Linked DNA regions of Mus musculus: region 2 is linked to region 1. The links are chromatin loops, found by intact Hi-C in ENCODE. Cell type or tissue: heart. All regions are shown on one strand.

Region 1 (5,000 bases):
CAACTAGTCTTCAACCCCATTGGAGACTCGAGAAGGATAAATTTCATCTGAGTAAGCAGGAAGTGCTGACCAAGCAGTTGCTGAGCCTATAAAAATGGCAGAGACTTACTAACAACCTTGACTCTCACCCAGTGTTTCTCTGTGGTTGGTGGGGCATGCATCTTCAGCCACCTGGCCCAGAAGATTTGACAGACTTTCCTGTGAATCTAAATCTATACATCTTCTAAAGAAAGAAAGAAAGAAAGAAAGAGAGAGAGAGAGAGAGAGAGAGAGAGAGAGAGAGAAAGAAAGAAAGAAAGAAAGAAAGAAAAGCCATATGTGTGACAATGTGTAGATGAGTGTGTAAGAGGTAACATTAAGTAAAACAAGTCAGGTAGAGAAAGGACGCGGACTTGGACTGTGTGGAACAAAGTAGTGTTAGCAGTCAGGCACCTCTGTGGACAGCCCAAAAGGGACTCCCACGACAATACTGACAATCAGGCATCTTCCTAACCAGCCCCTAAAGGAGTTGGCAATGGCAATTCCCATTGTTGCCCTGTTGTCTCCTGCGCATGAGCCATGGCCCTAGTAAATAGGTGAGACGCCCCACCCCTACTCCCCAGCCTCTGTACCTCTTCCTTTACTTCCCTCCTGAGGTCCGTTGAACGGTGTGACTTTGTCTGAACCGTCACTTAGTTCCATCAAGTGAAAGGACATGAGTATAGGATTGGTAACAGACAGGAAGCAGGCCTACCAAGATTCCAGCCTTCTACACAGTTGTAGAAGATAAGGCTGGAATAGGGACAGGGCCCGACTGCTAAACGGTCTCAAGTGTGTCTCCGAGGGTTCTGAACACGCATGTGTTTGACATCCAGTGCTGCCAGAGAGAAAGCGTCATGTTTGCTAATTTGCCATCTCAGTGGCATCAGGAGCACTTGTGAAACTACACCTTTCTCTGTGTGTTCTTGTCAGGGCACTGCATCATGACCCAAACATTACACACAAGAAAACTGGCAAGTGTCACTTCTTATCGGAGTCTTGATGCGGTACGCAGCAGAGCTAGGACGTATATAGGCTCTATGTTTTGATTTCCTATCCACGGCTTTCAAGTGCCCCAGAACCCATAACTCTGGTCTGTGTGGGTCCTCCAGGACAGACTGAGCCAACTCCAGTTTACATTGTACAAGTCTACTCCTAGCCATGTTAAAATAGCTCCTTGTAAGAATACTGTTGGCTGTTAATTTACTTAAATTTAGCTAAGTGTTTCCACTAGTGAAAATTACTCTTATTATATGAGTGGGGCTTACATATTTATTTACCTATGTTTTGGGGTTTATTAAAACAGAATATTATACCAGATTACTAATTTTTTGATTCAGAATTACTTTATATTCTAAAAATATTTAATTTTTCAGAAATTATTTTGTTTAAAAATTTGCATTCTGTAATACATGCAGTATTATAAATGCCACTCACATAAAAGGACCGTATTTGCCAATATGACCTCCAGTTTGGTAAGAAAGGTTTCTTAATTGTTGGGAAGTGATAAATCACCTTTTAAGAAGCAAGCAGGGGAGAGAGGACTCACACTCAGGGGTATGGTCCATCTTAGTGAGAAAGGCACGGGAGAAGGAACAGAAGGCAGCTGGCCATGGTGCACCAACAGCTAGGGAGCAGAGAGAGATGGACGCTGCTATCCAGCTAGCTTGCTGGTTTTGTGTTATGAATGAACTCTACCCTAGAATAGTTCCAGACATATTTAGGGTGGGTCTTTCTATCCTTAATTTGCTTGATCTAGAAACCCCCTCAAGACGCGCTTAGCGACATGTATTTTCAGTGACTCCAGATTGAAAATCAGTATTAACTATGACACCTAAATTTTATTGTATTTTTTCATTCAAACTCCCAGGCTTCAACATAGAAACATAGGAAACAAAACTTTTAAGCTATTTCTCTCTGTGCTATTGCCTCACTGGTTCATTTAGATATTTGCCCAACATGTGCATTTGAATAGCGTAGTTTGACATCTTTCAAACATAAAGAATGCTCACTGGAAATCTCAGCTGATAGAGTGTGCAACTTAGATAATTGCACAAGTGAGTCAGTTTCCATAAGCATCACATCTCTAGTTTTAAGATAAAATATCTTTAAATGGATAGGCACGAAGAGGTGAACTCACAGGAGTTTGGGTTTTCTTCATGGGTGTGTGTAAGCCATGCCTTTGTGTTTCTCTTGCTTGATGTAAGTTGTCCAGGACACAATGCTGCAGGCACAGGTGTCTACCAATGTGAAGGCAGCTGCATTGTTTATGAAAACAATTGTTCTGGGATGGGCTACAAGATTCAAAATACTAATTTGAACATTTCCCCATCACTTCACTTTGTTCTAGAAGAAAATATTTCCCAACACTGGACACTGTAAGCCCAACAGCAAGTGAGAGGTTCTTCACCACTTGGGGTTTATTGTGTGCAAGACTGAAAGTCTCTGAACACACCTAGAAGGACTTCCTAGAATCATGTTAGTTCAGGTAGGAAGACACACCTGAAATGTGAGAGGCACAATTGTGTGGGATCCAATTATACCTCTAAGTAAAATACAACTCAGCTCATGAACTACAAAGATAATAATGGTCTGTTTGGTGTCTACTGTTTTGGAAACCTGTTTTCCACTGCAGCCGCTGTGGGTCTGACTTATAAGAGAAAGTGCTCAGATCTCTACACTGTTCCCTATTAGTGTTTAAAATGAGTGAACCATGCTTGCCCCCTAGTGGAAAGTCTATGTTATTGCACAATGCGGAGCACAAATAAATGATTCAGCCCTTTGTGTACTGCCCTAAGGGTTGGGGTGAATTCATTCATTTGATTCTCCTCAGTAATAAAATCTAGGCGGATTCTAGCCTGACCACGTGTGAACAGTGAGGTCCTGGATTGCACAAAAAGAGAGAGCTAGCTGAGCAGGAGTCATTCATTCATTCATTCATTCATTCATATTCTCTCCTCTCTCTCCTCTCTCTCCTCTCTTCCCTCTTTCCCCTCTCCCCCCTCTCCCCCCGACCCCTCTCTCCCCCGTCTCCCCTCTCTCCCCTCTCTCCCCCTCTCCCCTCTCTCCCCCTCCCCCCCCTCTCCCCCCTCTCCCCCCTCTCTTCTCTCCTTCCCCCCCTCTCGCTGATGTAAGATTGTAGAAATGGCATGTATTAGTTAGGCAAAGGCCTATAATATTAGCTTCCAGGAAGGTAAGGCAAGACAATGGGAATTTGAGACCAGCGTAGGCTACTTATTGAGACCATGGAGAGAGAAAAGAAAAGCAGGGCACATAGTTTTGACATTTGATCTCTCTGTCTATTGTTGAGTTCAGAGCACTTCCTTTATCTCACCAGAAATATTTAAGAGACTAATATACATGTAGCCTGCACATAAGAATTTATATATGTACAAACCTGCCCTAAACTTCATGAGGTAATGCTAATACTCATTTTTCATATGAAGCCAAAAAGGGATTAGGGAGCTTATGTAACCAAGCTCCATCTTCCCTCCTTTACATCCTGCTTATTGGGTCAGGACTCACCTCTATACCCTGAGCTGTATTTCTTCTGCTGCCCCTCTGACCAGTGTATGATGCTGTGGAGGGCAACAGTAACTTTCTGAATTAGCCTTTCTGTTCATTCAGTCTTTCAGACTGCACAAAATGCTTTTTTATCCAGGTCTAAGTACATCACATACTCTTAGGGAACGTTAGCTGTTGTTACTACAAAATACTGACTCACACTGTACCAATCTATGGAACTGGGCAAATGATGAAACAGAGAATGTGCTTAAGTTCCATTACACACAAGATAGAAGAAAGACATTTGCCGCTCAGTGAATTACATTTGCTCTAGTAAGTGCTGTGACATGACAATACACCTAGGATGATATCACAGAATTCCTGGAGAAGGGGTGTAACATAGAGATTTCAGACAAGGCAACCAACCTGGCCTCTTACAAGTATGAGAGAGAAGTCATTCTCCCCGAGAGACCTCAATTTTCAGAACCACAGTAACACATGAGTTGAAGTGGGAAGGGCTCCACAGGACAGAAGTTTCTGGGTTGATCAGTGTTGGCATTGTATATGAGCCGCAGGGAGTCTCTGGAGCTGGTGCTTTATATTTCTGCATCACAGAGCAGCTTCAGGGTCTGTTTACTTGGATTTCAAGGGATGTATATACTAACTGGTATTTCATCATGTACAAGTTTCAGAGTTGGTTTCACCATTAATTTTTTTTTACTTTTTAGTTTGTTTCTCAAATCTTTTGCTATTATGAACAATACATTGAGGTAGGTAGAGTGGAAATATGTATGGACTTGACTATTGGAGAGGCTGGGGTTTGAATTCTTCTCTGCCTGGAAAGTTTTCAACCCCTCCAAAGCTAAGTTTCATTATCTGTAACTCAAAGGTAGTCTTTTTGCTATAGCTGACTTCATATGTTGGGTAGGTTTTAAGTCATTGAAAGGGATTCAAGATCATGTTCTCTTTTTTTATTATTATTCTTTAATTTTGTCTTTTCTCATTCTTGCTGTATGGTGAAAGATTTTTGTTCTCCAGTTGTGTCTCCACTGTGTTTAGCTACTACATGCCCCAATACAATAGGACCAATGGACCTCAGACAAGTCTTTGTAGATTGATTATTACAAGTATCTATTGTAACAATGAAAAGCTAACAATATTTGTCTGTTATTATGCATTTATAACATGTCTGGCTCTGTGAAATGTGCACACTTAGACTCAGTCATCTTTATATGTACTTTAGTGATAAAATTATATTACTGTCATTCTCATGTGTCACGAAAGGAAGAACAATAGGAAGAGCTTGTACTACAAGTCAGGAAGGCATGTAGCCAGGACAAGAAGGCACTGGCGTCTTTCTGGTCAGTGCCAGCCCTGGGCCACCTTGGGCACAAACTCGGCAGATGGTCCCATAATCCCCAGAGAACTCTCCATGCAACATGAGCTCTGGCATGCCGAGGATCTTAGGGTCACTGAGG
Region 2 (5,000 bases), 520 kb before region 1:
TGTTTCTGTCCATGAGGTAACCCTCTCCTAATTCCCATTAGGGCTACTTGGGAACCTCTTGCTCTATTTCCTTGGATGGCAGATTTATTCATTTCTCTGATCTATCCTTTTCAAGAACTGAGAGCCTTGCTGGGCCCAGCTCGCCTGTAAGAATCCGCGGCGGGCCCCTCACCACCCCCAAAGCACACCCCAGTCTTCTTATGATGACACAGAAGAACTGAATCTTAAACTTCCACTTTCTTCCCACCCGCGATCCGCCGGGGGCACGCACTTACCTGGAGCTTAGGCAGGCCTAGCAGACGCCACGTCTCTGGTTTGGGTTGAACTGCCTCCAGCCCTTTATACAGCCCATCCTGCAAAGTAGCCACGTAGGAGCCACCGGGCAAGGGGCGGGTAGCCAAAGAAGGTCTCTTCCAGGCGAGGAAGGGAGTTCGAAAAAAGTCACCAGTTGGGTGAGCTTGCACTCTGGTGGCACAAATAGAACTCCTGGGGTGTGTAGAGAGCCCCCTGGGGAGTGTTTGGGGGTCCCATCTCGGGAAGAGGCGGGGCTAGAGGAGGGGCCTGGGAAGGTCAGGGGTGGGTGGGGCGCTCAGTTTGCACGCGGGAGGGGCGGAGTAGGGGAGGTGCGGCGGAGGGGGCGGGGCGGGGGCGGGGCGAGGCGAGGCGGTCCTGTGCTCCCCGCCCCGAGCTCTGGGCCCGCTCACCCAGCGCTGGTCTACTCGCTAGGAAGGCGGCGTCAGCAGCGGCTGCTCACGCTGTGCCCACTCCCGCGCGCGCTGCGCTCCCGCCGCGGGTGGGCTCCTCAGCCCTTGGCTGACGGTGGCCCCAGCCTTGTGGCGACCTCTGTATCCCACCTTCCCACTGCGGGGGCGTCCCGGCACGTGCAATCCTTTTTGGGGGTGTTCTTGGTTCCCACGCGCAGCTACTAAGCAGAGGGTACCCAACTTTGCCACCTCACCGGTCGCCCTCTCTCGGCGCGAGCCTGTCCACTCAGCTGCACAACTGGAGACTCCGGCAGACTAGCTGGTCCCCAGCCTGGCGCGCTGCGAGAGGAGGATAGCTCTGGAGAAGTGGCGGGGTGCAGTGGTGGCGGCTGCCTCGACTTCCCTCGTAGTACACTGAAGAGGACCCTTGGAGCAGCTCCGGGCCCCGGGGCGCTGGATGACTAGCAGGAGGAACGCGCCCGGCATCTGGTGAGCTCTCTCCCCGCAGAGTCCCTGAGTGTCATAGCTGAGACCCTGCACGTGTGAACTGGACTCGGCACTGGTCCATTTGCGGGTGGTGTAAGTCTCTGGTAGGGTCACTCTGCAGACACCTGGGTGGGGACAACCTGGCAGAGGCGCGTGCAGGACTACCATCAAAGCGGGGGCGGTCGCAGTGGAGATAGTGCACGGGCTGGAAGTTTGTGTCTTAGCCTTTCCCTGGATACGAGCGTGGATTGAGAAGGTCCGGGTGTGCGACCGGTCAGTGGGCAAGCCTGCACCTCGGCCAGCACCTTTCAGGTACCCGTGGAGATCTGTGTGCGTAATCCGCGCTAGGCCAGGCTTGCTTGGTGGGATCTGGAACCGGGATTGGTGGTCGGAATCGCCTACCTCCCTGCACGGTGGACTAGGGGACATTTATTTTCCTGCTCTCTGCACAGGGGCTCTGCGGTGTTCGTGAAAATCTGGGGTTAGTGGGACCAGGGCACAACTCCGCCAGGGTGTTTTGCTGAGGAAGACTAAGGCAGGGATGGCGAAGCCTGGGGCTTCAGCAGGATGAGCTCCAATCGCAGAGCCCCCGTCTGCGGGCAGCCCAGCCGCACGCATTTCATACCCGGGTTCACGGTCTGGGGCCAGGAGAAGATCGGTGCTCAGGATATTCCGAGGAACTGTTGGAGGGGAGTGATCTCCGGCGATCGCCCTTGGAATTGGGCCCAGAGCGGGTAGGTCCCGGTCCCGGTACCCCTCACCTCCCGCCCCGGGCTTTGGCGGGAAGCGCTTTCACGTCCTTTTTTGTTGTTTGTACCTGGATGCGGTTGCCTTGAGTTGGGTTTTAACTTTCCTGCGCCTGCGGCGTCCCGGAGATTCCCGGCAGGGGGCGCCAAGAGCGAGCTTTCGGAGAGGATGTCACAGAGCTTGTTAGTGTTTTTGTCCTGGGCAAATGGGTCAGGGGTCCTAGGCAGCAGTAAAACACAGATTTTTGCTGTGATTTCCGCGCTAGGCCAGGCTTGCTTGGTGGGATCTGGAACCGGGATTGGTGGTCGGAATCGCCTACCTCCCTGCACGGTGGACTAGGGGACATTTTCCTGCTCTCTGCACAGGGGCTCTGCGGTGTTCGTGAAAATTTGGGGTTAGTGGGACCAGGGCACAACTCCGCCAGGGTGTTTTGCTGAGGAAGACTAAGGCATTTCATACCCGGGTTCACGGTCTGGGGCCAGGAGAAGATCGGTGCTCAGGATGTTCCGAGGAACTGTTGGAGGGGAGTGATCTCTGGCGATCGCCCTTGGCGATCCTCTTTTCCTCTCAAAAGGAAGAGTTGAGAGAAGTGTTCTCTTTACCCAGGAGAGCTTTTTAGCGTAGTTAAGCGACAGAAAAGTTGGACGGAAGCCGTCTATCTGGAAAGGTTTCTTCCTAAGACACATTCCTACAAACTCCTCAGGGTACACATTTTTCTCCTTTGACAATTGGACTTAACAATTGAAACTGCGCGAAGGTATAAGAGTTATGTGTAATACGGAGAGGAGGTTCTGCTCCTAAGCAGCACATTGGTTAAACACCGGGTGTTAAAATTAATGCAGTGTATTTATTTATATTTTTAAAAATAGCTGTGTGTCCAGGCTTGTCAGGAAGAGCCCTGTTTTTGAAGTGCAGATGCGTTATTAAATACAGAATTCGTCTTTTATAAAGATAAAACTAGCCCTTAATAGGAAACGTTTTAAATACCCAACTAGGGTTGCCAATTAATGTTGTTTTTCATCTTTTGAGAGAGGGAGGAGTTCCTCTCTTGGAGTAAAAAGTTCACTGTTGCACTTCAGGCTTAAGCAGACACCTTCTGTTGTAGATCATTGAAACTACTTTTCTTTCCTGTGTTTACTCCAAAAGAAGTGTGCATTTCTTTCTGCCCACTCACATTTCTTCTGCACGTTTGTTTTCCATGAAGAAGCAGTTCCAAGTGTAGTTGTTTGAAACATAGACTTCCTGCCGTGAGTTTATTATAAAAACTTTTGAGACAGTGGCTCACCCAAGATGCCGACTGTTGTCACAGTGTGTGCCCATTCAGCTGTGAAGTCCATGTACTGGTATCAGCTTTTATGCGGCTGTAGTCAATACATACTTTTCCTCACATGGGAAATAAGCGATGCTCATCATTTGATGCCTTTTAAGCCGCTGCTAACTTATTTGGTTGCCTTAATGGCAAACAGCTGCAGGATCCCTGCTGAGAGCAAAGACTTTGGTCTTCTGGGTAGGGAAGACTGTCTTGGACCAGAGGAAGTATTTTAAGGTGTTTAGAATCTGCTGAAAATAAGCTGGTATTTATCCCTCCTTGTGTCTGTCTCAAGTGACATCTTAGTCATGTCTGCAGAGATTGAAAGAGAGAAATGGAAGAGCACAGAGTAAAACTAGTTCACAACAATACAAGATGAATGCAAACATATTCCCACAAGTTTACCATGACCCTAGGTTTTGTGGACCACAGGAAGTCCTTGTAGCTACTGGCTTCTCAGAGGAAATTCTTCTGTATCCTCATTGTAGCCTCTTGCTGAGGGACAGTTGTTAAAAGCAACAAGCATTTCTCTGTGCTGTATGCTTCGTGCTCAAAATAGATGCCAGTTTCTTGGGCTGCTATATCAACTGCTACTCATGCCAGGCTATATCAAGAGCTACCTAGCCAAACCGTTGCATAGTTCCAATTAACTGGATAATGATTTTTATCTGTTTAACTGAATGTCGTTTTATCATTAAGTCACTGAAACAGAGGCTTTTCGGCGACAAAATGCAGGAAGGTGGAGGAGGGATGGGTAGGGCTTTGCTAAGAGTCCAGCCAAGGGCATCAGGCATTCTGTTGGATATATGAGTGAGCATGGACGCCGACCCTAAAGAAGAGGCTTGTGTTCCAGCCCATGCCATGTGCAGTACAGAACAGATCCATTCGTTCGCATCAACTCCTAGTCAAGTAACCCATTTTTTTTTAAATGTAGAATTGAATAACATTTGAGGAAACCATTTCTTCCTATATATTTGCTATAATTCTTGATTCTAAAATTATGCCAAATTAGTATTATAAAAGTGTATCTGAAATTGTTGCTATAGTTACCCAGACAAATTGCTTAGGATATAATTATAATACCAAGGTGACAAGTTTTTGTGTTTAATGTTCAATAATGTTTGAAACATAAATTACAGCGTCTAACAAATTGAATTACAGCAAAGTATCGAACAAAGATGCCTCTACCTTTCTGCCCACCTGCACCTGCTTGCAAATCTTTATTTATATTCTGCAAAGTTAACTTTTCTGGAATCCCCAGATGAGTGAGTGTATGTCATTCTAAGTAGTGTACAGCGTCTGTACTATTGTCTGCAATATGGAGATTTTCATAGATGCTCCTCAAGTACTTTCTAAAGTAAGATGTAAAAGTCTAGTTGAAATTACTATATATTTTTAAAAACCCTCTACTATCCTGCAGACATCACCTGACATTGATAGTGTCTCTGCTGTTTGTAGTTCCCATAGATTAGCATAAGAGCATCCCAGAGATGAATATAAGGCATGAACACCAGCTCTTTGGGATATAGCTTTTTTTTTTTGGCATTTACATTTTTACTACATTGTGTGTGTGTGTGTGTGTGTGTTGAATATGACACAGTATAAAGGTCACATGACAGCTGTGTGTCTGTCCTTCCAATATGTATTTGAGAGCCAAATTTGGGTCACTAGGTTTGGTAGCAAGTACTTCACCAACTGTACCATTCTATTTTAGGGTACTGGTTATCCAAGTATACAAAATCTATTTTTTTATA

Evidence for each region. Peaks named below come from ENCODE experiments on the same cell type or tissue, not always from the same donor. Only the 100,000 strongest peaks of a DNase experiment are listed, where the experiment ranks them.
Region 2: it touches region 1 in a loop (7-fold over the local background); 3 of 42 quality-filtered maps call a loop at or near these places.

Annotation. Positions count from the first base shown.
Region 1 is chr15:32,763,734-32,768,733 of GRCm38, forward strand. The region is part of intron 1 of Gm41289 (predicted gene, 41289); the gene reads right to left. Among named protein-coding and RNA genes, the nearest start is that of Gm41289, 6.9 kb to the right of the region's middle. In heart, a CTCF peak has its summit at 2,747 (motif pointing left); no DNase peak of the experiment used is centred here.
Region 2 is chr15:32,244,107-32,249,106 of GRCm38, forward strand. It overlaps Sema5a (sema domain, seven thrombospondin repeats (type 1 and type 1-like), transmembrane domain (TM) and short cytoplasmic domain, (semaphorin) 5A), which reads left to right and starts at 707. Exons shown (of 23, transcript NM_009154.2): 1 at 707-1,193. Snhg18 (small nucleolar RNA host gene 18) reads right to left here and starts at 556. Exons shown (of 2, transcript NR_038186.1): 1 at 276-556. In heart, CTCF peaks have their summits at 978 and 2,069 (motif pointing right); DNase peaks (open chromatin) are centred at 515 and 2,015; H3K4me3 peaks cover 2,918 bases; H3K27ac peaks cover 2,699 bases.